Regions from separate parts of the Homo sapiens genome. Here regions 2 and 3 are each linked to region 1. A link is a loop called in an ENCODE intact Hi-C map of the cell type or tissue named here. Cell type or tissue: Calu3. All regions are shown on one strand.

The links. Peaks named below come from ENCODE experiments on the same cell type or tissue, not always from the same donor. Only the 100,000 strongest peaks of a DNase experiment are listed, where the experiment ranks them.
Region 2: it touches region 1 in a loop (2.3-fold over the local background); 3 of 110 quality-filtered maps call a loop at or near these places.
Region 3: a loop joins it to region 1, with 2.2 times the contacts of the local background. A loop is called at or near these places in 2 of 110 quality-filtered maps.

The regions. Positions count from the first base shown.
Region 1 is chr3:841,600-849,599 of GRCh38, reverse strand. It overlaps LINC01266 (long intergenic non-protein coding RNA 1266), which reads right to left. Exons shown (of 4, transcript NR_110118.1): 4 at 3,585-7,224. Among named protein-coding and RNA genes, the nearest start is that of CNTN6, 250 kb to the left of the region's middle. In Calu3, no CTCF peak of the experiment used is centred here; no DNase peak of the experiment used is centred here.
Region 2 is chr3:477,766-485,765 of GRCh38, reverse strand. It overlaps LOC105376922 (a long non-coding RNA gene), which reads right to left and starts at 2,126. Exons shown (of 2, transcript XR_940538.2): 1 at 1,781-2,126. In Calu3, CTCF peaks have their summits at 3,727 and 3,934 (motif pointing left); no DNase peak of the experiment used is centred here.
Region 3 is chr3:422,709-430,708 of GRCh38, reverse strand. No RefSeq gene overlaps it. Among named protein-coding and RNA genes, the nearest start is that of CHL1-AS1, 41 kb to the right of the region's middle. In Calu3, no CTCF peak of the experiment used is centred here; a DNase peak (open chromatin) is centred at 4,448.

The sequences.
Region 1 (8,000 bases):
TGGAGACTGACAAGGGACTACAATTCCAAAGGCCCTCAGGCACTCGAGATGGATCCAGATACCTTCAAGAGCTTCTCTGGGGACCAGGTACTGTTTTTGTCTGACTGGCTGGGCCCCAGGCTTAACTTCTATGAGTACGGGGGCCTGGTTGATTGCCAACCCTAGAGCGTTGTCTTCCACCCACACCTTTGGCCAACACTTAGCCAGAGTTGCTCCTATCTCTTGGCCTGGCTCAGTTAAGAAGAGTCTCCATTCCTCCTCCCAGGGAACCATAAGGGCCATTATGACTCCCGTTCCAGGTAGCTTTAGCGGTAAAGAGCCGTGCTTTGTAAAAGTGATGGTGGCTCTCAGCTTGCTAAGTAGGTCCGTTCCTAGCAAAGGCAAGGGGCAGTCAGCCATGTACAGGAACTGATGAATCACTTCATGCCCCACACAGTGCAGGTCTGGGGGAAACAGAACGTTTGCTTTGCCGAAACCCCTGTGGCTCCGATTATGTCAATAGTCTTTTTGGATAAGGGGGCGACTGGGGTGGTTACTACTGAATGTTCAGCACCAATATTGACAAGAAACTAAATGTCCTCGTACCCGACTGTCATCCTGACAATGGGCTCTTTGGGGGCACATGAGCCTGGTCCCCCTCAGTCCAGTAACCCTTCTGCCCGATTGAACAAGGCCCCTTCATCCTTGTCTGAGGCCTTCTGCTCAGAGTCACCTTGTTTCCCTTTCAACTGTGGGCACTTGTCCTTCCAACGTCCTATTTCCTTACAGTAAGCACACTGATTACGCTGCAAGCGTGGATGGACAGACTGGGTATTTTTCCTGGGGCCCCCCTTCTCTGGTCTCTTTGGGGGGGCCCCTCTTATAGCTGTGGCTAGCAGGTCGGCGTTTCGCCGGGCTTGGCGTTCACTCTCTCTGCAGTTCTCTCTGTAGCTTACCGTGTCTCTATTCACAAACACCTGCTTGGCTATCTCCAGTAACTGTGAAGTATTCATGACCGTGAACCCAGCCTGTTTTTGAAATTTTCTTTAATGTCTTCTGCACTTTGACTAACTAAAGCCATGTTAATCATGTGCTGATTTTCAAGGCTACTGGGATCAAAGGGGGTATACATACGATAGGCCTCACGTAGTCTCTTGTAGAATTGTGCCGGGCTCTCATCTTTTCCTTGAATGGCCTCAGAGACTTTGTTAACATTTGTGACCTTCTGAGCTCCCTTCTTTAACCCTTCCAGAAGGGCTTTCCTGTACCGGTTTAGCCTTTGCATACCCTGTCTTTCATTTGGGTCCCACTCGGCATCTGTTCCTGGTAATTGGATCCTCATATACTCTTGGGGGTTTTGGTAATCAGCTGGAACATGTTCTAAAGCCACTTCGTTGCTGCTTGGAGCACTCTCCTCCTTTCATCTGTGTTAAAGAGGCATATGAGCAACTAGTGGCAATCAGCCCAGGTGGGGTTTGTGGGTCTGGATAACAGTTTGGAGCAAATCCATCAGAGCTTGTGGCTTTTTGGTATAGGATGGGGTATCGGAGTGGGAGACCTTTCTTCTTGGTGGAAAGGGGGCCACTGGTGCTGTTTCTTGCCATGAATCCTCTGGTGTTGGATCAGACAGGACTTTAGGAGCTGACTCCCTTAGGTTGGTGGAGCAGGATTCTTCCTTGGCTGTCTGTCCCTTTGCCACTAGTACTACTGCTGCCTGTCCTCTTAACCACTGTGGTGGCTCTAAAACCAGCTGTAACCAAGTGTCTATTTACGGAAACTGGTCTGGGTGTCTTGGCTTACCAGTTACTTTGTGCCATACATTTAAAAACAAGGGACCCATCTAGGTTTCCTTCTGATGCCCAACCCACTTCCAATGCTGGCCAGTCTATTTCACACAAAGTCCTAAGTTTTCCTGGTGTATAGTAACTCCATAGTCTCCATTAAATCCTTCCTTGAAATTTTTCAACATAGTTCCTAGCAGAGTGGGCTTACTTTGCATAACACCCATTTTCCTCCCGAGACAAAACAACACTCACACCACAAGAAGGAAAGGGTAAAGAGGTCACTCGCTCACCTCGCACATCTAAAACTCAAGCACTCACTCACTTTCACTTTCCTTTTTGCAAACAGGTCAAGCCAAATCAAAATCAATACTGAGACCAAAGTGCCCATAAGGGCACACAGTGGGTGATCAGGCCACGCTTCCACTCAAATGCAGTGGGCAAGTTCCCAGGACCGGTCCTTCTGTATTCCAGATGTCTGGACTCCAAGCAATGGTTCCTTCCCAGTGTTCAGACATTGCATTGATCATCTGCGGGGGCCTGCCATGCACCACTCTGACGAGGAGTTCTACCAGGACAAACACCTACCCAGGAGCGGTCTCAGGATCCCCATCGCTCAAGCTGGCTGGAGTTCACTGCAGGGATGCTCTGCAGGGCAGGTGTAAGTCACCTAAGGGGCTGCCTCAACTGTCCGTTAATCACCTCACTTCCTGGTCAGGGAACCAAGAAATGCAGCAGGATGAGCCACAGACAAAACCCCTCAGATGCCATGTTAAAGAAGGAAGAGGCTTTATTTGGCTGGGAGCGTCAGCAGACTTGCATCTCAAGAATGACGCTCTCCAAAGAAAGAGCTCCAGACCCTTTTAAGGGCTTACAACTCCAAGGGGTCCACGTGAAAGGGTCTTGATAGATTGAGATTTATAGACAGTACATGTGATTAGAGTGGGGGGGTTAATCTTTAACCTCTCTCTTCAGTGGAAGGTGAAGGTGAAGAGAAAGCAGGCAAATCTTACCTGGCCAGAGCAGGAGGAAGAGACAGATGGGAGGTACACATATTTTTAAACAACCAGATCTTCAGAGAACTCTATCACGAAACAGCACTTCGGGGATGGTGTTAAACTATTAGAAACCACTCCCATGATCCAATCACCTCACATCAGTTCCCATCTCCAGCATTGGGGATTACATTTCAACACGAGATTTGGGCAGGAACACAAATCCAGTCCCAATCAAATCACCAACGAGTCAGGTCATTCAGTTTTTCTGTAGCATTATAATCTAAGAGAACTAATTTATTAAAATTCACTTCTCTTGCAAAATAGAAAAATATATGTAGATATAATAGAATCACAAGTATCTACATTATTTGCACCAATTTTAAGCATGACAATTTTTAAGGAATAAAGACAAAATGGAAACTATTTGATGGTGATAAGCAATATGATGAGAGAGACTTCTGATGCATGACATATTACTGGTTGCTGAATGAAGTCTCATTTAACTTGGCATACAGATGACTAGAGTATATGCCAATGTTGTATACAACACAAAAGAGTGTAACTGGGACTAATGATGAAAAGTTCCAAGTGATGCCATGGACTTCCCTGGAACAATTGTTAGTTTGTGGGTTTTCATTTTCTCAAGTTAGAGGTGTTTTAAAAGTAGGCAAGATAGCAATTGGCAGGGAACATGTAGAAGAGCTGGCTCTACTGATTCTTAATATTCACGTTTCTGAGTAAGGATAAAAGTGAAAGATTCCAAGTATAAAACTTAGTATATATCAAGAGAGTGTGTCATCAAAAGAAAACTTGACTGCATGTAAATCTAATTTTTAAAAATATATTTTTCACAGCTTTCAGGTAACATATTTGAATATTATAGGTACCTACTGAAGCCTCACAGTGAATTCAATTCAATATATCACATATTCAAACATAGCGAAGGGTCATATACATATTTTTGTTATGAGTAATAAATAAGATAAATAGCATTTTATTGACTAATAATAACGATATCATGTATGCTGTTCTAAATTATCTCACCCAATAACTCATTGAATTATTAAAATCAAGGCATTAAAAAGTCAGCTAGCTGCTCAAATGTCATTCAGTAAATTGTAGAATGAAAACTCAAGCTTCATGGAAGTCATTATCCTCAACAAACTAAAACAGGAACAGAAAACCAAACACCGTAGGTTCTTATTTACAAGTGGGAGCTGGACAATGAGAACACATGGACACAGGGAGGGAACAACAAACACTGGGATCTGCTGCAGGGGCAGTGGGAGGGAGCTAACGCATGTAGGGCTTAATACCTAGGTGATAGGTTGAGAGGTGCAGCAAACCACCATTTCGGCACATCTTTACCTATGTAAGAAACCTGCACATCCTGCACTTGTATCCTGGAACTTAAAATTAAAATAAAATAAAATTTAAACCACAATAACAACAAAAACCCTCAAGCGTCAGTTTATCTGAAACACATGGGTCACTTTTCCATAATTTAATCATTTTAACCATGCTTGCTTTATTTTTTCGCTTATTTTACCATCAAAATTATTTTAATATCCACTTTCTCTCATATATGGTTAATAAAAAAGGAATTTGGATCAGGAATATGTATGATGAATTTCACTAAAGTGGTATAATCAGTGTAAAACATGTCTGTAACAGAAAGACCATGAAGACAAGGAATTGCTATTATATTTCATATAGTAAAGGTAACAATAATTGTTGAAGAATAACAAAGAATAATAAAACAAACACTATTTTAGAATTTGGTAAAATATTTTGTTGGCTTTTGTCTTTTGGATGGGTCGTATGTGAGTCATGAATATTTTGACAAGATCTGTGATACTTCAACCAGCATGATGAATGAGTCTTTTCAAGATGGGAGGCAATTGGCTCTGATTTTTAGCCCTGGGAAAATCTATGAGTCTTGACGTTGTCTGCCTTTTATAGAAAGCAAGATTTTCCTTGAGACCTTTGACTCCAGATAAGTTTATTTGCTTACCTTTCCTTGCTCCCTAAAGACTTCTCTGGGCAGCAAACTTAGTCCCTTTCAGTCAAAAAATAAAAGATCACACATGATTTAAAAAGTCTGTTATAGTTTAATACATGTGCTGGGTGATCGAGATAATATCATTTTGTGTGCCCTTTTCTCTACATGAAAAATAAAAGGGGATTATTGAGACCACTCTCTAGGTAACTCAGGCAAAGGCTATTACAATTAGGGCTCTGAATGAGTTACCAAGATTAAAGTGATGATTAACTTTGGTCAGTAGATCATGTAACTATATAAGTGGTATAGTCATAATTTGCATTTTTTATTCCAACCTGATAGATGAAACTAGCTAAACTTTGACACAAAAGAACAAAATCATAAGATACCAAAAGCAACAATGATTTACTCATTGGATAGCAGTAAAATGTCAGTGAATTATTAGAAAAATCTAGATAAATTACAGTTTTCTGCAAGGAGAAATAGATACAGGCAAGGATCTGAAATATTTACAGATCAGGCAGCTGATTAGTGTTAGGGCAAAAGTCTATGTAATTTCTCATGAATTGGGATTCCCAAGGAACAATAGCTCAGTGATTTACTATCCATGGAGACAAAATGCATGTTTTTTCCACCCTTTCAAACTTCTTTTTCCTGAGGTCAATAATAAATACTATAATTAGAGTAGTTTGTGAAATATGAATGGAGTGGGGTGAAAACAGAGGAATTGCACAGGTGGGAAAATGCCCATTAAGGTTGTACTCCAAGAATGTGCAGCGTGACAGCTCGTTGTATTGAATCCCAACCACCTGGGCATCTCTGCACTTGCTGAAACACCCTATACATACTAAATGGCTTCTTGGTAATGCTGAAAATTTATGATTTGGGCAAAGAATAATTTTAGGCATTATAAATAATTTTATGGAATAATCCTCTTCTATGATTTAAAAGTGACTCAAAGCCAAGATGTTCTCTCCAGCATCATAAATAGTTTTTCATTAAGTTTTCATGTTTGCCTCCTCTCTTTATCAAGATGACCTAGAAATAGCACCATCTGGCCAAAAAGATACAGTTTATTCCACCATATGCTTTCTCTGTCCTAATCTATGTGTTAAAATCTAAATACTTTTATTTTAAAAGTGGTTATAAAAAATCTGGTGTACGTACTTAGATAGGACCACTGTTAGTTAGCTTCTAAAAAGTCTTTGTGTAAGTTGTGTATTATTTACATTGCTATAAAATAGAAGCACTGCTTGTCTGTCTGCTTACTTAAGGGTCAATTATTTTTGTCAAGAGTTAATAATTTGGTGCCAAGAAAATTCAATGATTAAGAGAAAAACTTTAATAACCAGTTTTGAAACAACTGGGTAATTATATTGAGAAAAAAAATGAATCGTGACATTGCTTTACAGACAAAAATAAATTTGGGACGAATTATAGACCTAAGGGTGAAAATTTGAAACATAAACTTGCTAGAAGAAAACCTAAGAGAATTTAGTGACATTGAGGAAGGCAACAGTTTCATAGGACACAAAAATGCTAATCATAAAAAAAGTATACAACTGGAATTCACCAAAGTTAAAAATTAAAAATCAATCAAAAGACATTATTAAGAAAATGAATAGGTAAGCTATAGACTGGAAAAATATCTATAATACTTAAATCTGAAGGAGAACTTGTATCAAGAATACAGGTAACCCTTGAAGAATGCAGGCGTTAGGAGCGCTGATCCCCTGCACAGTCAAAATCTGTGTATAACTTCTGACTCCCAAAAAACCTAACTATTAATACCTACTGATTTTTGTTGCTGTTGTTGTTGTTTGTTGTAGTGTTTTGAGACAAGGTCTCACTCTGTCTCCCAGGCAGGAGTGCAGTGCAGTAGTGCAATAATGGCTCATTGTAACCTCCACCTTTTTGGCTCCTATTGTAGGTTCCTGAGTAGCTGGGATTGCAGGCATGCACCACCATGATTAGGTATTTTAATTTTTTGTGGAGATGGGGGTCTCACTATGTTACTTAGGCTGGTCTTGAACTCCTGGGCTCAAGCGATCCTCCACCTCGGCCTCCCAAAATGCTAGGATTACAGGCATGTGTCACAACACCTGGCTGTTGCCTGCTGTTGAGTGGAAGCCTTACCTATCACTTAAACAGTAAACTAATACATACTTTGCTTATTATATGTACTATGTACTGTATTCTGGCAATAAAGTAATCAAGAGAAAAGAAAGTGTTATTAAGAAAACCATAAGGAAAAAATATATTTACTATTCAACAAGTAGAAGTGGATGATCATAAAGGTCTTCATTCTCACCATCTTCAAGTTGAGTAGGCTGAGGAGAAGGAAAAAGAGGAGGTATTGGTCTTGTTGTCTCAAGGGTGGCAGAGGCTGAAGAAAATCCACCAATAAGTGGACTTGTGTAGTTCAGATCCATGTTGTTCAAGTGTCAACTATATATTAAAGCTCCTGATAATCAACAACAGAAGAAACAATAATTCAGTAGAATGATGGTCAAAGCCTTGAAAAGAAATTCTTCACAGGAAAAGATACACAAATGGCCTGATAGAGTATGAAAATTTGCTCAACATCATGGGTCATCAAGGAAATGCAAATTAAAATGATAATGCTAAACCATTTCACACCCACTAGAATGACTAAAACTAAAAAGATTGGCGACAGCAAATGTTGGCAAGGATGCATATTAGTTTTCTGTTACTGCTAATACACATTTCCACAAACTTAGTGGCTTAAAACAACACAACTTTTAAATATTATGTTATGTGGTCAAAAGTCCTAAAAATCAAGATGTTGGGAGGTCTGGGCTTCTTCTGAAGGCTCTAAAGGGATAACCTATTCCCATGCCTTTTCTACCTTCTGGAGGCCACATTCACTCCTTAGTTCATGGCCTCTTCCACCATTTTCAAAGCCAGCAGCAGAGCATCTTCTGCTTTCTCTTTCTCTCCTTCCCCTCTGTGTCTGCCACCATTATTATATCTCTTTGACGCTGACTCTCTTGTCTTCATCTTACAAATACCCTGTGATTATACTCGATTCAGCAGATAATCCAGAATAACTTTCCCATCTCAAGATCCTCAAACTAATCCCATCTTCAAAGCTCCTTTTGCCATAGAAAGTAACAAATTCATAGGTTTTTGGGATTAGGACTTCTCTGGGGGCCATTATGTTGCCTAACATACAGAACAACTTGCATTCTCAAAAATTGCTGGTGGTGACAAAAAATA
Region 2 (8,000 bases), 360 kb after region 1:
AACAAACCTGTACATGTACTCCTGAACTTAAAATAAAAGTTAAATTAAAAAATTATAATATGAGCTGCATAATAATAATAATAAATGGTTTTCCCCAAACTCTTGTTCATCGAATCCCAGATGTATGATATTTAGGGCCTTAAACAAAGATTTTTTTAAAAACTGCATACATTAAAAAAAAAAAAATTTCTCAACAACACAAAGAACATGGAAGTGCTCCAGTAATTATTTTGGAGACAAAATTATTCTTCAGGTTCCTGCAGTTCATAGATAAGAACATTTTTAGAAGTTTTATGCAAAGTTCAAGATGACAAAAAATGCAAATTTCAGATGGGTATGTTCACTGTGAAGGTTGGAAGACAAGATTAGAAAGATCTTCTTAAATTAGCCTTTTTTTCCCCCTAGCAGGTTACATGCAAGTTGAAAGTGTTGAATATAATGCATTCCTAGATAAAATTTAAGACTTCTAAGGTTACAGAAAATAGATTCTATAAACTAAACCCCAAATGTGTATTATTTCTCCTAAGATACAATTGAACCAAACCATATCTGATGACAAAAATCCAATTATAGCAGTAAAGGTTGCTCTCAGTTATTCCTTTCTTCAAGTGAAAGCAAATGGTAAAATGAAGTGAGCAGGAACCAACTGCCTTCATAAATACATGGGCTTACATTTGCTATCAATTTTTTGTTAGTGAAAGAATGAAAAGGGTAAAAGTATCTGGTGCATTGCAAATGCCATTGATATAGATTTTTGTATTGTTTTAACGGGCCAGAGAAAGAAAATAACTTTTTTCATGATAACAAGATGTTCTCTAAGGAAGACAGCATGGTGTAATGGTTACGCGTCAAAGCTCTTGAGTAAAAGGGTCAGTGGTGACAATCCTCACACTGGTGAGTTCTATGACTTATAGCAAATTACGTAACCTTTCTGAGCCTCAGCTTCCTTTTTGGTAAAATAGGGATAATAACAGTGTTACTGTCTAAAAATGAATTAGGATTTAATGAAATACTGCATATAACCATCAGAAATAGCACTCAATAAATATTAGCTATTAAAATCAGCTCAGCCTTTACCAAATATGTATTCTTGGAAGGCTAAGTTTCATTTTGCCTGAACCAGTATTGCTTTTGGACTGGCTCATTTAAGGCCTGGAAAATTACAAAGATGCCATGAACACAATTACAGCAACGCATTCCCAGTTTCTACTTTAGAGAACATGAGGGGTGATGACAGAAAAGAATTCTTTGCTGTTTCAAGAATCCACTTATGGAGAAAATGAAACCGTGGTAAGCCCCTGAGTCTGAACTATGCTGGTAAATTCTGTTTTCTCTGTAACTTTTCTGTTTGATCTTTCTAATGAACCTAGTTTGTCTAATCAGCAGAATAGTCATAGTTCCAAAGCAGTTCTTTTGTTGTTGAAAATAGGCCCCAATCAGAGGTGAGAACAATGAAACATTTATCTTATTAAGATCACAAAAGAGGAGACTTTTATGTTACATGCTCTCTCTCTCTCTTTCTCTATTCTTTAGTTCAATAACTGATTTATTCAGCATCCCATTGCTGTCAGAAGTGATGTCCCTGCTCCCAAGCTACCAGCTCCCTGCTTTGGCTCCTGGATATGGTTAGTGACCACCCGATAGTGAGCAGAGCCTATTCACTGGCTGCCTGCCGATCACCATCTCAGACCCAGGGTCTTCTTAACCTGCCAGTCGCAGGTGGAGAGAGCATCCTGCAGGCTGAACAAAGCTGGCTCTTAAGGTCTCTTCTGCCACTTACCACGCTCTTCAGTGTGGTCTCGGCAAAGCTGTCCCACCTCTCTAAGTCTCGATGTTTCTTCTGTAGCATGGCAATAACTCTGACACTTGCCGAGTTTTTTTGTGACAATTAAAGGAGATAATTATGGAAAAGCCTCTGGCATAAGGTAGGGGGTTCAGTGAATGTTTGTTCATCATGAAACTGTGGTCCCAAAGCCTCAGCATTTAAAACAAGACATTTTTTTTCTCAAGCAAAGCTTTCCTGCTTGTTGTCATACATTACCCGGGTCAGATGATTTCTCTGAGTTCCATACTCTCCCAGGGTAAGGACAAGAGCTCAGAGGTCGCCTTTGGCCTCCCCCAAGCCCTGCCCCGCGCCCCCCCCCGCCCCCACTACCCCGCTGCCCGCGAGGAGTCTCGCTCCGTCGCCCGCGCTGGAGTGCGGCGGCCTCTGCTCACTGCGACCTCCGCCTCCGGGGTCACGCAGTTCCCGCGCCTCAGCCTCGCCGCTCCGTCGCCCGGGCTGGAGTGCGGCGGCCTCTGCTCACTGCGACCTCCGCCTCCGGGGTCACGCAGTTCCCGCGCCTCAGCCTCGCCGCTCCGTCGCCCGGGCTGGAGTGCGGCGGCCTCTGCTCACTGCGACCTCCGCCTCCGGGGTCAAGCAGTTCCCGCGCCTCAGCCTCGCCGCTCCGTCGCCCGGGCTGGAGTGCGGCGGCCTCTGCTCACTGCGACCTCCGCCTCCGGGGTCACGCAGTTCCCGCGCCTCAGCCTCGCCGCTCCGTCGCCCGGGCTGGAGTGCGGCGACCTCTGCTCACTGCGACCTCCGCCTCCGGGGTCAAGCAGTTCCCGCGCCTCAGCCTCGCCGCTCCGTCGCCCGGGCTGGAGTGCGGCGGCCTCTGCTCACTGCGACCTCCGCCTCCGGGGTCACGCAGTTCCCGCGCCTCAGCCTCGCCGCTCCGTCGCCCGGGCTGGAGTGCGGCGGCCTCTGCTCACTGCGACTTCCGCCTCCGGGGTCACGCAGTTCCCGCGCCTCAGCCTCGCCGCTCCGTCGCCCGGGCTGGAGTGCGGCGGCCTCTGCTCACTGCGACTTCCGCCTCCGGGGTCACGCAGTTCCCGCGCCTCAGCCTCGCCGCTCCGTCGCCCGGGCTGGAGTGCGGCGGCCTCTGCTCACTGCGACCTCCGCCTCCGGGGTCACGCAGTTCCCGCGCCTCAGCCTCGCCGCTGGCTGGGACCACAGACGCCCGCCATCGCGCCCGGCTGGTCCTTTGCATTTTAGTAGCGACGGGGTTTGGCCGTGTTGCCCAGGCTGGCTGCGAACTCCCGAGCTCAGGGAAGCCACCCGCCTCGGCCTCCCAGAGTGCTGGGGTTGCGGGTGTGAGCCACCGCGCCCGGCTTGGCCATTGACTTTTTAAAGGTAGTTTTCAGGTGACTCTCACAGTGCCAAGGTACCACTGGGGACCTGTGGTTTCTGGATTCATCTGGGAAGACGAGAAACATTGAGGGAAAGCAAGAATAGGGGCTTGGACCGCAAAATAGGCAGTATAATTGGAAAACACTTACTCTTAGAGAAGAAAAGAAGTGTTCTAAGAGTGAGATCAGTGCTTCACAGTGGAAATACAATGCAAGCAACATCTGTCATTTTAAATTTTCTAGTAGAAAAGTTAAAAAAGTGAAAAGAAACAGCTAAAATTTATTTAAATCGTATATTTAACCCAACGTATCCAAAACATGATTTCAACTTTTCACCAATTAAAAAAACAAAAACAACAAAAACCTAGTGAGACGTTTTGCATTCTTTTTTTGGCACTAAGTCTTTAAAAGCCAGTGTGTATTGCATGCCTAACAGCACATCTCAATTCAAACTAGTCACATTTCAAGTGCTCAGTAACCCCTCATGGCAAGTGGTTGCTGTACTGAACGGCAAAAATATAGAGAATACAGGGTGCAGTTGTGTTGAAAATTATTATTTTAAATCCATAAACCATTTACCAAGGCCAATGTACACATCATTTTCCAAAGTTTGCTTCCAGTTAGATAATGGCTTGAAGAGAAAAATTATCTAATAGCACTGATAAACTATTCAGTGAACAAGGCGTCTAGGTTTAAAGCCACTGATGTTTGATCAGTGCCCTCTGCTGGATTAGAGAGTAAAGAAAGGAAAGTTCTGTCACAGTCGACATTAGCATAGACTCAAGCATTGAACCAAATTTATTTTCTTTTCAGTTAAATAGCCACTTAGATGTATACAGTCAGTTATAAAGCCCTTGGCTGTATCACAAATGACATTGTCAAAAAAACTTGAGTCCTCTCTCACCGAGGTAAAATATTCTTTTATCTTGAGATAGTGAAGTAACTACAAATCAGAGAAAAACAAATGGACACACAATTATTCCTCATTCAGCAAACCCAGATGGGCATTTCTAATGTAAACATGAGATACTAGGAAATTTAAATATATACAGAACTTTTAGATCAAAAGATGGCTGGGCTTTTTATACACAGTTTTTTCTAGAAGCAGTCAAGACTGCAGGCTGCTGTTAATTTAATTTGAAATCTCAGAAGCCATATTTCAAATGACGTGTAAAAAACAATAGTTTCTCAGGTGGAATTTCCTGATACTGCATTTGGTGATGGGGAGGAGAGACTCTTCAAAGAAAGCTCCCCACAGCTGTAGGCACGATAAGAACAGCTAAGCGTGTACTTTGCCAAGTCTGGGGAAGTTTAGTAATGCTTTCTCAAGAAAGTTTATAATCCTTGGTTATGTGGCTTCAGATAGTGTGAGCAACATTTGGGAAAGCTGTAAATAGAGCAAGTAAAGGAATCTATAACCTTGATATATAGCAAGGTCATATGTGAACTTATTCCCTCTTAGGGACCTCTCCTTCCTGCTAACCCCTCAAATCCCTACCTTCAGCAGAAGCACACCTCTGGCTCTGTCCACTCAAGTTGACTTTCTCTCTGCCCCATGCTTCCCATTCTAAATCACAAAAAGTCCTCGAAGTGCTGGAAAAGACAGAACGTTCCTTAGATTTTGAAGAAGAGAAGGGAGATGAGGGGCTAATCAGTTCACAGCAAATAATCTTTGGTGGCTGCTAATATAGACTGGAAATTCATGTCCCTCACATCCATTTCCCTGAAACTTGTATCATTCAGGAAGTGAAAATGTACCACAAATTGACCTTGCAGTTATTCACAATAAAAATACTCCCTGTTAAACTGAAACTTCAGCCTGGGAAAGGGATTGTTGAGAATGAAAAGAATGGCAAATAGCTTTTCTCTACTCCCAGAAAGATCAAATAAAGATCTTACACCAAACACTTTTTTGAAAATGTAGAAGAATATTTAAAAGCAATTCTTCAGGAGTCAGACAGAGCTTAGTCTGAATCCTGGTTTCACCACTTACTAGCTATTTGATGGGGTCAAGTATTTAATTTTATAAGCCTTGGTTCCCTCATTTATAAAATGGACTGATAGTATGACTCACTTCATAGTGTTGTTACGAGGATTAAATGAACTAATGCTTGTAAAGTGCCTAATGCATAGCAAACACTTAAGAAAATAATTACTGAGGTAATAAAGGTTTTCAAATCTTTAAAAAAAGTGTACAAGTATAAATCATCAATTATTGATAAATGTGAATCCTGCAGGGTACTTAGTAGATTGCTCAGCAGAGTACAGAAAACATTAAACTAAATTCCACACCACTTTCTATTCCCACCACCACTGCCCTAGTTCAGATTCTCAGTTCCTTTCACTGCACTTTTAAAATGACCTCCATATTCTGTATTACTACATAATGTACCACACCACAACTTAGTGGCTTCAGACAATGATATTTTCTCTTATTTCTTCTAAAAAATAAAAAAAGGGATACATGTGCAGAACGTGCAGGTTTGTTACATAGGTATACATGTGCCATGGTGGTTTGCTCACCTAATGACCTGTCCTCTAAGTTCCTTCCTTTCACCCCCTATCCCCAACAGGCCCTGGTGTGTGCTGTTCCCCTCTCTGTGTCCATCTGGTCACAGATGTTCAACTCCCAGTTATGAGCAAGACCATGGGTGTTTGGTTTCTTGTTCCTGTGGCAGTTTGCTGATGATGATGGCTTCCAGCTTCATCCATGTCCCTGAAAAGGCCATGATCTCATTCCTTTTTATGGCTGCATAGTATTCCAAGGTGTATATGTACCACTTTTTCTTTATCCAGTCTATCATTAATTGGCATTTGGGTTCATTCCATGTCTTTGCTATTGTAAACAGTGCTGCAATAAACATATGTGTGCATGTGTCTTTATAGTAGAATGATTTATATTCCTTTGGGTATATACCCAGTAATGGGATTGCTGGGTCAAATGGTATTTCTGGTTCTAGATCCTTGAGGAGTCACCATACTGTCTTCCACAGTGGTTGAACTAATTTACACTCCCACCAGCAGTGTAAAAGCATTCCTATTTCTCCACAGCCTTGCCAGCAACTATTGTTTCCTGACTTTTTAATAATCGCCATTCTGACTGATATGAGATGGTATCTCATTGTGGTTTTGATTTGCATTTCTCTGATGATCAGTGATGTTGAGCTTTTTTTCAAATATTTGTTGGCCATGTAAATGTCTTCTTTTGAGAAGTGTCTGTTCATATCCATTGCCCACTTTTTGAATGGGGTTGTTTGTTTCTTGTAAATATGTTTAAACTCCTTGTAAATTATGGATATTAGACCTTGTCAGATGGGTAGAATGCAAAAGTTTCCTCCCATTCTTTAGGTTGCCTGTTCACTCTGATGATAGTTTCTTTTCCTGTGCAGAAGTTCTTTAGTTTAATTAGATTCCATTTGTCAATTTTGGCTTTTGTTGCAATTGCTTTTGGCGATTTTGTCATGAAGTCTTTGCCCATGCCTATGTCCTGAATGGTATTGCCTAGGTTTTCTTCTAGGGTTTTTATGGTTTTGGGTTTTACATTTAATTCTTTAACCCATCTTGAGTTAATTTTTGTATAAGGTGTAAGGAAGGGGTCCAGTTTCAGTTTTCTGCATATGGCTAGCCAGTTTTCCCAGCACCATTTAATAAATAGGAGATCCTTTCCCCATTGCTTGTTTTTGTTAAGTTGTAGATGATTGTAGATGTGTGGTGTTATTTTTGAGGTCTCCGTTCTGCTCCATTGGTCTATATGTCTGTTTTGGTACCAGTGCCATGCTGTTTTGGTTACTGTAGCCTTGTAGTATAGTTTGAAATCAGGTAGTGTGATGCCTCCAGCTTCATTCTTTTTGTTTAGGATTGTCTTGGCTATATGGGGTCTTCTTTGATTCCATATGAAATTTAAAGTAGATTTGTTCTAATTCTGTGAAGAATGTTAAAGGTAGTTTGATAGGAAGAGCATTGAATCTATAGATTATTTTGGGCTGTGTGGCCATTTTCACGATACTGATTCTTCCTATCCATGAGGATGGAATGTTTTTCCATTTGTTTGTGTCCTCTCTTATTTCCTTGAACAATGGTTTGTAGTTCTCCTTGAAGAGGTCCTTCACATCCCTTGTTAGCTGTATTCCTAGGTATTTTATTCTCTTTGTAGCATTTGTGAATGGGAATTCATTCATGATTTGGCTCTCTGCTTGCCTACTGTTGGTGTAAAGGAATGATTGCTATCTTTGCACATTTATTTTGTATACTGAGACTTCCTTGAAATTTATTATCAGTTCAATAAGTTTTTGGGCTGAGATGATGGAGTGTTCTAAATATAAAGTCACAGATAATGATTTATTGTTTCTCATGATCCTGTGGTTTGGCTGGGATATTCTACTACTGGTCTCACCTGGGTATATTCATATAGCAGGTACACTGGGAGCAGGCCTCACTGGAATGTTGGAAGACTTGGGCTTCTTTCTCTTTGTGGTATGGGTGTCTCTCTTTTCTTGTGGTGTCTCATCCTCGAGGAAACTAGCCTGGGCTTTATACATGGTAGCTGAGCTCCAAAGGGGCAATCCCTAGTACAACAAGCTTTTTTCAAGCCTCTGTGGGCATTGTCCTTGTTGATGACCTATTGACCAAAGTAAATCACATGGCTAAGCCCTGAGTCAACAGAAGAGGGGACTACATAGGGAGGCTTGTTTTAAAGAAACCATCAGCATAACAAGCAGCCACACTTTCTACATGTCCTCCACCAATCAGTTTTAGCATCTCAGTTGTCCTCAGCAGGGTTGATTTTGTCCTCCTCACACCCACCCCAGAGTTGGACAATGTTTGTAGGTGTT
Region 3 (8,000 bases), 420 kb after region 1:
AGTTTAATCTATTTCAATTGGTATTTGCTGAATGAGAATGAATATCTACAACAAAAGTGGACCAAATGCCTACCATTGTATAGCATCTCATAATGTGGTCTAGGATGGTGACGTTAAGTTCAAACCTGCACTATGAAATTTTAGCATTAGTGAATGCATATAATGTTTTCTAATATTAATGTAACTATATCACAAAATAAAAACACTAACCCAGACAAGTTTTGTCTCAGGAAACCTAGTTCCAACCTATAATATGTAATATTAATATGTAAACATTCTTTACGAGAAGGTTTAAATCCTCGCCAAACTTGTTGAACCACCCTGTACACAATGCTTTCTCCATTCCATAGAAATACCTGTCACTAAAATCTACGCATTGGTGTGTGGTTTCTATTGATAGCTAAATTGTTGAAGAGAGCCTTTAAAAGTCAGTAATTGATGATAGTGTTTGAGGATGAAGTCGTTACCTTCACAGCCAGTTAGTTAGGACTTTAAGAGAGCACTTCTGAAGAAATCCTGCAGATCATGAATAAGATAAACTAATATAGTGCGTCCAGCTTCTCCTGTTAGGCAATAGAATTGTGAAAAACCAGTTCATCGCTTATACTGTAGTTCCTGTGGACTGGAGTCTGTTCTAATCCAACCGTTTTAATATTCCCAGATGCATAAAGAAGACTTCAGACTGCAAAAGGAAGCTGGAAAGCCAACAATTAAATCACTTCAATAATACATAAGACTTATAATAGACCCTGTGTATTCACCAGAGATTTGTTTCAGAACCCCTCATAGATACCAACAATACATTGAAGCTCAAGTCACTTATATGAAATGGTATAACAAAGTGGGCCCTCAGTTATCCACAGGTTCACATTATTTTTTGCATGTTCACCCACTCCCTGCATGTTTTTCCCCTCCATGTGAATATAGCAACGTCTTTAGGTCAAAGGTCACTCCTGATTTGTCTAAGGCAATTTTTGGAACCCAGTTTCTCCTGTCAACAACTGATTAAAGAGTGAACATGTGGCCTAATTCTCATCAATGAAATAAGAAAGAAGTCTGCTGGGGGCTCCTGTATAATGCCTCCTCACCCACATAAAGGAACTGTGGCCTAATTCTCATCAATGAAATAAGAAAGAAGTCTGCTGGGGGCTCCTGTATAATGCCTCCTCACCCACATAAAGGAACATATGCAAAAACCCACATCTCTTCCTGCTTTTTAATGGGTTTCTCCTTGGAAATAATGTCTGAAATTTCTACAACCATCTTGCTACTAGCCTGAAGATGAACCCAAAATAGGAAGGAGAATAGATTCAAGGAATTACTACCTCTTAAAAGAAAAAGTTGGTGCAATATTCATGGAATATACCCTACATAAGCACTTGGATAAGGGCATAGTTTTATAATAATGCATCCACTTATTGCTTAAGCTATTTGAGTGGTGGTTTTCAACCACTTGAAAAATAATATTGTGAGGTCTTTGACTGTTGTTTTAATTCACTTTGTGTTTTGTTTTGTTTTAATGTGGTACATAGCTTATTTGCCAGGATCAAATATAAAGTTAATTATAGAGTTTTCACTGGTTCATTGTAGAATGTATTGAAACTCCAGATTTTAGCCTTTCCCAACTTTCTTGTTTTTGTTGTTCTTTGGTTATGTCCCTGTCCATTGGTAATACTTTCTAACACTGACTTTAGGGAAGAGTTGAAATTTGACCCAGCTAGTTTAGAAGTTTCTATACCCTTCTAATGAGCTTTTATATGAATATAGAACTGTACTATATATTGGTGATTACAATTTAGTAACTGTTGGCTAAAAAGCAGTCAAAATCATGTGTTCATCATATATCTACAATATTATCACTTAGACAAATATTCGTGAATAGGCTTTAAAATAAAGGCCAAGAAAACTATCTCTAAGATAATCCAATATTCATAATACCTCTTTGTGTTCATGTCCCAACCACGAGACATATTTTGCAATCTGTGAAATGCGCATTTCAACAATGTAATTTAAACGAAAATAACTGCCAAAAGGTTGCTAAAATTTATCAATAAAGACTTCAAGAGCCTTAAAGATGCTCTATTTAAAACAAGCCAATTATGAACTTTTTTTAAGTTCCTCAATTGTTGGGTGTCTAGTAGTCACTGTAAAACTGAAGCTATCTCATTTTGCTTTGCCTAAAAAAGGGTAGGGGTGCAGGAGAGAGACACACATGGTTGGCAAAGGCGAAGTGTTTTCTACTCCCACAAAAGTTGCTAGCAACAAGAGGCTATCAAGACAAATTAATGCAAAACACATGTTGATGTCTCTTGAGGAAAGTGGGTCACAAGCCACTTGCTCTGGGAGCTGTTGATTCATAAATCTAAATCGCAATTCCGACTTCAGCATGTTTATCAGTCTCACAGACCACAACGTTCAGTGTTTCTTCGTTAAAGCATTTTATTTCATTTCCCTTTAATGCACAGAACATCTTTACCATCATGCAGAAACTACCATTCCTGGCTCTTTCGATGAAAAACACTTATTCTTTGAAGATTCCACAAGAGGGAAGATCCAAATGTAATCGGTTTATTCTCTTGTGTGATATTAATTGGCTGAACATAACTTAATAACATCCATCAAATTGAGTAGCCAGTGAGCAGAGAAACAAGAGCATTTGAAAAAATTTCAATGTGTGATTCTCCAATAAGGATTTTTCACAGGATGCAAAACTGTGCAATACTACAAAATTTTTAGTATATTATAGCTTTAAACACATATTTAATCTTTGTATTCATTAGACTCATCCCCTCTACCCTCAGACAAATTACTAGTGTTGACAATACATAATGCTATGATTTACATTGAAAAGGGTTTGCTGACTCTCGTTATATACCTTATACTTATCTCTCCTCCGTGTCCAAATAGTATCTGGGGGTTGTTCTTTCATATAATTAAAATCAATCCAGATGCAAAAGTTGCATTCATTTAAGTTTTGCAGAAAACATGGCCAGTTCATGTTATGAAAGATATTCCACAATTATTGTACATTTAAAATATTTTTGTTAAAAGAAGACATTTTAAATGCCCCCCCAAAAAACACTAAAATATCAAAGTAGCAGTAAAATAATGCAAACACATATTTTGATTATATCTTGCTTGGTCACATATGTATTTTTGCAACATTACAGATATCAGTAGATTATTTCTACATGAAAACGTTCAGTCCACTTTACTTGTGCTGATTGGGAGATTCTGATGTAAATTAGGCTTCAAAACATGATTTCCAAGTTGGGGGGTGAGGCAATTCATGGGCTAGTAAGGATTCCAACTCCTGAATATACCGGGAAGCTGACTAGGTAGACTTAGCAGACATGATTTAAATAGCATTCCTGTATCCAGGTAGTTATGCAATGATCATTAGATGTCAAACAGCAGGACTTGCCAGTTGATCTGCTTTCATATTTGCATTATTTTGCATATTTCTGTTTTCTCATCAGTTCATTTCACGAGCATTGGTAAGAATGTGAATATTTACGTACATTTTTATGTTATTCCAAGCAAGAATTTGTCTGTCTGTATCCTGATGGCAAAGTATTTGCCTTCTGACTTTTCTCACACATAAACAAGGCTCAAACTCCCCTAAACCAAAATGAAAATAATTTATCTAGAGATGTGGTGAATAATTTATTACATAGCTAGCATATATTTGTGTGCAGACATGTACTTATCTCACACACCCTCTTTTACTAAACCTAAGAAGAAATATTCTATCGTTACATGAAATCACTCTGGTAACTTACATTACATTGTCATATATGCAATCAAATAAGTTGGCCTTGTATTTGAGAAGCCCTGTATTTAAGTCAGCCGGAATAATAGATGTAGATCTGCCTTAGACAATATCATAGCCACAAGTTATGCATGGCTATTTAAATTGAATTAAAATTAAATAAAATGAAAAATTCAGTTCTTCAGTTTTACTAGCCGTATTTAAAGTGCTCAATAGCCACATGTAATGAATGAGGACATATTGAACAGTGTAGCTACAGAATATATAAAACCATCTTACAAATTGATAAGATTAGAAACAACCCAACAGGGAGAAAAGGCCTATAGTGAACTTTTCCATTATCACAGAGTGTTCCATTTAACAGTCCTAATACAGGGAAAGCATACCTTGCATTTTTTAATAATTCCCAATGAAATCAAGCCACATATGTGGAATTTTCTTTGGCAGTGAATGACTTTTTTAAGTATACTTTGTGTTTTCTTCTCAATTGTAAAAGTATCCCTACTCATTTCTGCAAGCCAGTGGGACATAGGAATTATTAGTAAGGGAATATTCTAGGAATATAATGATGAAGAAAAATCCAAAACATTGGTTCATGTGATGCTGATGTCAATAGAAAGAAATGTGATCTTAAAGATAAGTAAACAGTGGCCAAGGTGTGCCCTCTGCTCCAGTCTCCTTTAAGAGACGTTGCAGATTAGTCACCATCTGTGCCATTCCTAAGAGTAAGTTGCATTTGTTCCCAAACCCATTTATTACAATTAGATGTTAAACTTTAAGCTTTCTTCTTTTCAAACATTGAGAAACTGAAGTCATGTGTATGTTCCAGGAAACAAGTCATAAAAGGCATTTGGCTCAAATTATTGTAGCTTTAGGTATATGAAAGTTTTAAATAATTGGAGAAGGCAATTATAAGAATGTAAAAAAGACTTTGCTTCTGTAAGGTAACTAAAGCCGTAAATGAAGACCTTTGCTTCTGTAAGGAAAGTAGAAATCTTAGATGATGCAACATGAGTATTTTTAATGACTAAAGAGCAAAAAGAAACTTCAGTCTGTGGACCCACCCTTAATTAATCAAAAGTATTGCCTTTGCATTATGTGATTAAATAATAAAAGAACTTTATATTCTGTGTACAGTGTTGATGCGTATCTACTATATGCTACTGCATGTTACATAACATTTTTATGTGATCGGTCAAATACTAGTGCCAATTTTGTCAGATTTGTTTTCTAACTTATATTTTACCAACTAGGCTCTAAGGGACAAAAAAATCTACATATTAAATTAGACTTTATTAAGAAAGAAAATATTAAATATTCACAACATTCTCATAGCTTTCCTTCAAGGGACTATTTTTAATTTTTTTCTTTATGTCCCCAAACCTCAGTTTTCTTATCTGTAAAGTAGATATAACAATAACACCTATATCAGAAATTTGGTATAAGGATTAAATGAGATAACGTTTGAAAACACTGCTGTGTCTGGGACTTAAGTGCTCAATGCATTTCATAAGATCTACTTACAAAGTACTTTTCAGAACTCATCAACAAGCCTCATAATTTACGGTCCCCAGGTTACCACTGGAAACAGTAACTTTCAGACCAGAAATTAAATGGAGAAAAAAATGTAGCTGGGCCTGCAGCCAACCATCTGGTTGCAAGGCCTAGCCAGAACTTTTTCTGTGCAAGCTGGCATCACCTCCTGTCTGAGGGGCTCAGCATCCATAAAGACAGTATTTGATGCTCCTGGCCCACATCCACAGGGAACATGAGCAGTGGACATCCACAGAGTGGCCATTGTCAAATGGCCTGGCACATCTAAGCATGAGAAGCACATAGTCTACTGTCGGCAATTGGGTCTAAGGGTTGTGGAGGTGGGGAGGTAAGGCTGCACTTGCCAAGTCTTTTAAGTCCATTTATAGTATTTTAAAAGCAGAATAACGTATCTTTGTAACTTACATCCTCTTCCATTTGGAGTCTTTATCTAACTCCTAGCCAAGTCCTGAATAGCTACTCAATAAATGGTTGTTGAATATTAATTTTAGTTGATTGTTACATGTCCCCTCTAGATCTAAAAGTCTATGACATTATGGTATCATAAATGAATTCTGTCCACAAAGATAGTCATCTGGCAACAGGAGAAACTCAAAATTATTTGTCCCAAAACAAATGAAACTGGCAGTGCTACAGTATAAATAATGGAAAAAATACACAAACAATAGCAAACATTTATCAGGTACTTTACTGTGTACCAGGAACCTTGCATGCCTTCTCTTATTTGTCTTCATAATAAATTTGTGAGTTTAATATTAATATTATTTTCATTTTATTTAGGTGTTTAAATCATGTGTCCAGCAGCCCTATTAATGAGGAAGTAGGAGAGAAGAACTCTTTGGTTACCACTAGCAGTTTTTGTCATAAGACAGCAACAAGCTATAAAGAAAGCAAATTGAGATATTTGTTAGTGAGGATGAAGCAGCAATTTTAGGTTAAGTTGTAGAGGAGAGCATTCTAATTATTTGACATTTAGGTCAATACCTGCATGAGAAGAAGCCAATGATATTATTTATCTAATCTGAATTATAAATCTGAGTTTGGTCTCAATAAGTTTAAGGTAAAACTTAGAAGCTTAAAACAACATATATGTATTTCCTCAATGTTTGTGTGGATCAGAAATGCAGGCATGATCTGTCTGTGTTCTCTGCTTCATGGTCTATGACAGGTTAGAATTAAGACATTGGCCAAGGCTGTAATCTCATCCTCAGGATCAACTGAGGAAGGATCTACTTCCAAGCTTATGTGGCTGTTAGCAGAGTTCAGTTGCTGGCAAGTTACTGGATTGAAGGCCTTGATTCTTCACTGGCGGTCAGCCAGATCCTAGCCATGTGGGCCTTTCCAATATGGTAGCTAGCTTCATCAGATCTTATAAGCCAAGAAGACAATGGAGAAATTCAGCTAGCAAAATAGAAGTCATGGAATTTTGTAACCTAATCTCGGAAGTGACATCTGCTCATTTTTTGCTGTATTATGTTTATTAGAAGCAAATCACTAATTCCAGGTCATACTCAAAGGAGTGGATTATACTAAGGTATGAAAATAGCAAGAGGTGAAGCCTTCTTTAAAAACTGCATAGCACATCAGCAATGGAAGTATACGCATTAAAATCATTCCAAGCAGAGGGACCAATTAGTACAAAGACTCTAATTTGGTTGCTATCTTGGCATATTTGAACTAGAAGAGAGGTGTGTGTGGCTGGAGTTTAGGGAGGGGAGTGGAATGCAATGAGGACATATTAGTGGGTGGATGCCAAATCTTGCAGGGTTTTTAGGCCAGGATAAAGAGCATGGATGTTAATATGCTATAGATCCTTGGGAAGATTTTGAGCAGGAAAGTAATATGGTAAAGTTAATGTTTTTTAAAGTTCACTCGGGGCTATTGTATGAGATAAACCAAGAGGACTCAGATGGTTTGGTTAGTGGATAAGAGGAAAACTATCAGAATGTGGTATTCTGGAAGGCAAAAAAAGAAAATAATTTTCACCATGGTGAATACTTGTGAGACGTCAAGCTAGAGACTGAGAACTAACCCTTGAATCTGGAAACATGAATGGTATTAGGGCTATTGGAAGCAATTTTAGAGTAGTGATGGTAATTGAAGAATGACTGTCATGGGAAAAAGATAAAGTTGAGAAAGTAAATACAGTATAGACAGTTATACCAAGAAGTTTTCTTATGAAAGTAAGTGAAGTTGGAAGCCAAAGAATGTGTAGTGGCGTCAGTTAAGCTTAACTAGGTTATGCTGAAATAACAAATAATCCTGACAGTCGTTTAGCACAACAAACATTTATTTATTTATCAGGCTATAAAACTAATAAAGGTTTGCTAGTACTTTGTTTATCATTGTCACTCGGTGACCTAGGTTAATGAAGGCTCCAACTCAACACTTGCTTCTAGGATCATCTGGCACGAGGCGGAGAACACGGAAGGTCACCATTGGCTTGTGAAGTTTTTGGAAGAAATGACTAGCCAAAGCAAGTTCCACATCCATATCTAAGTTCAAAAAGCTTGAAGAGTTCACTCCTACTATGTTTTTGTGAGAAGAAGGCAACACTTGAAATCATAGAAGGAAGGATTTAAAAACATTAAGAACTTCTAGCATTAAAATATATACTACAGAAACTCCAAGACATGACTACTGCACATAAAAAGAGATTTCTGATACAGGGGAA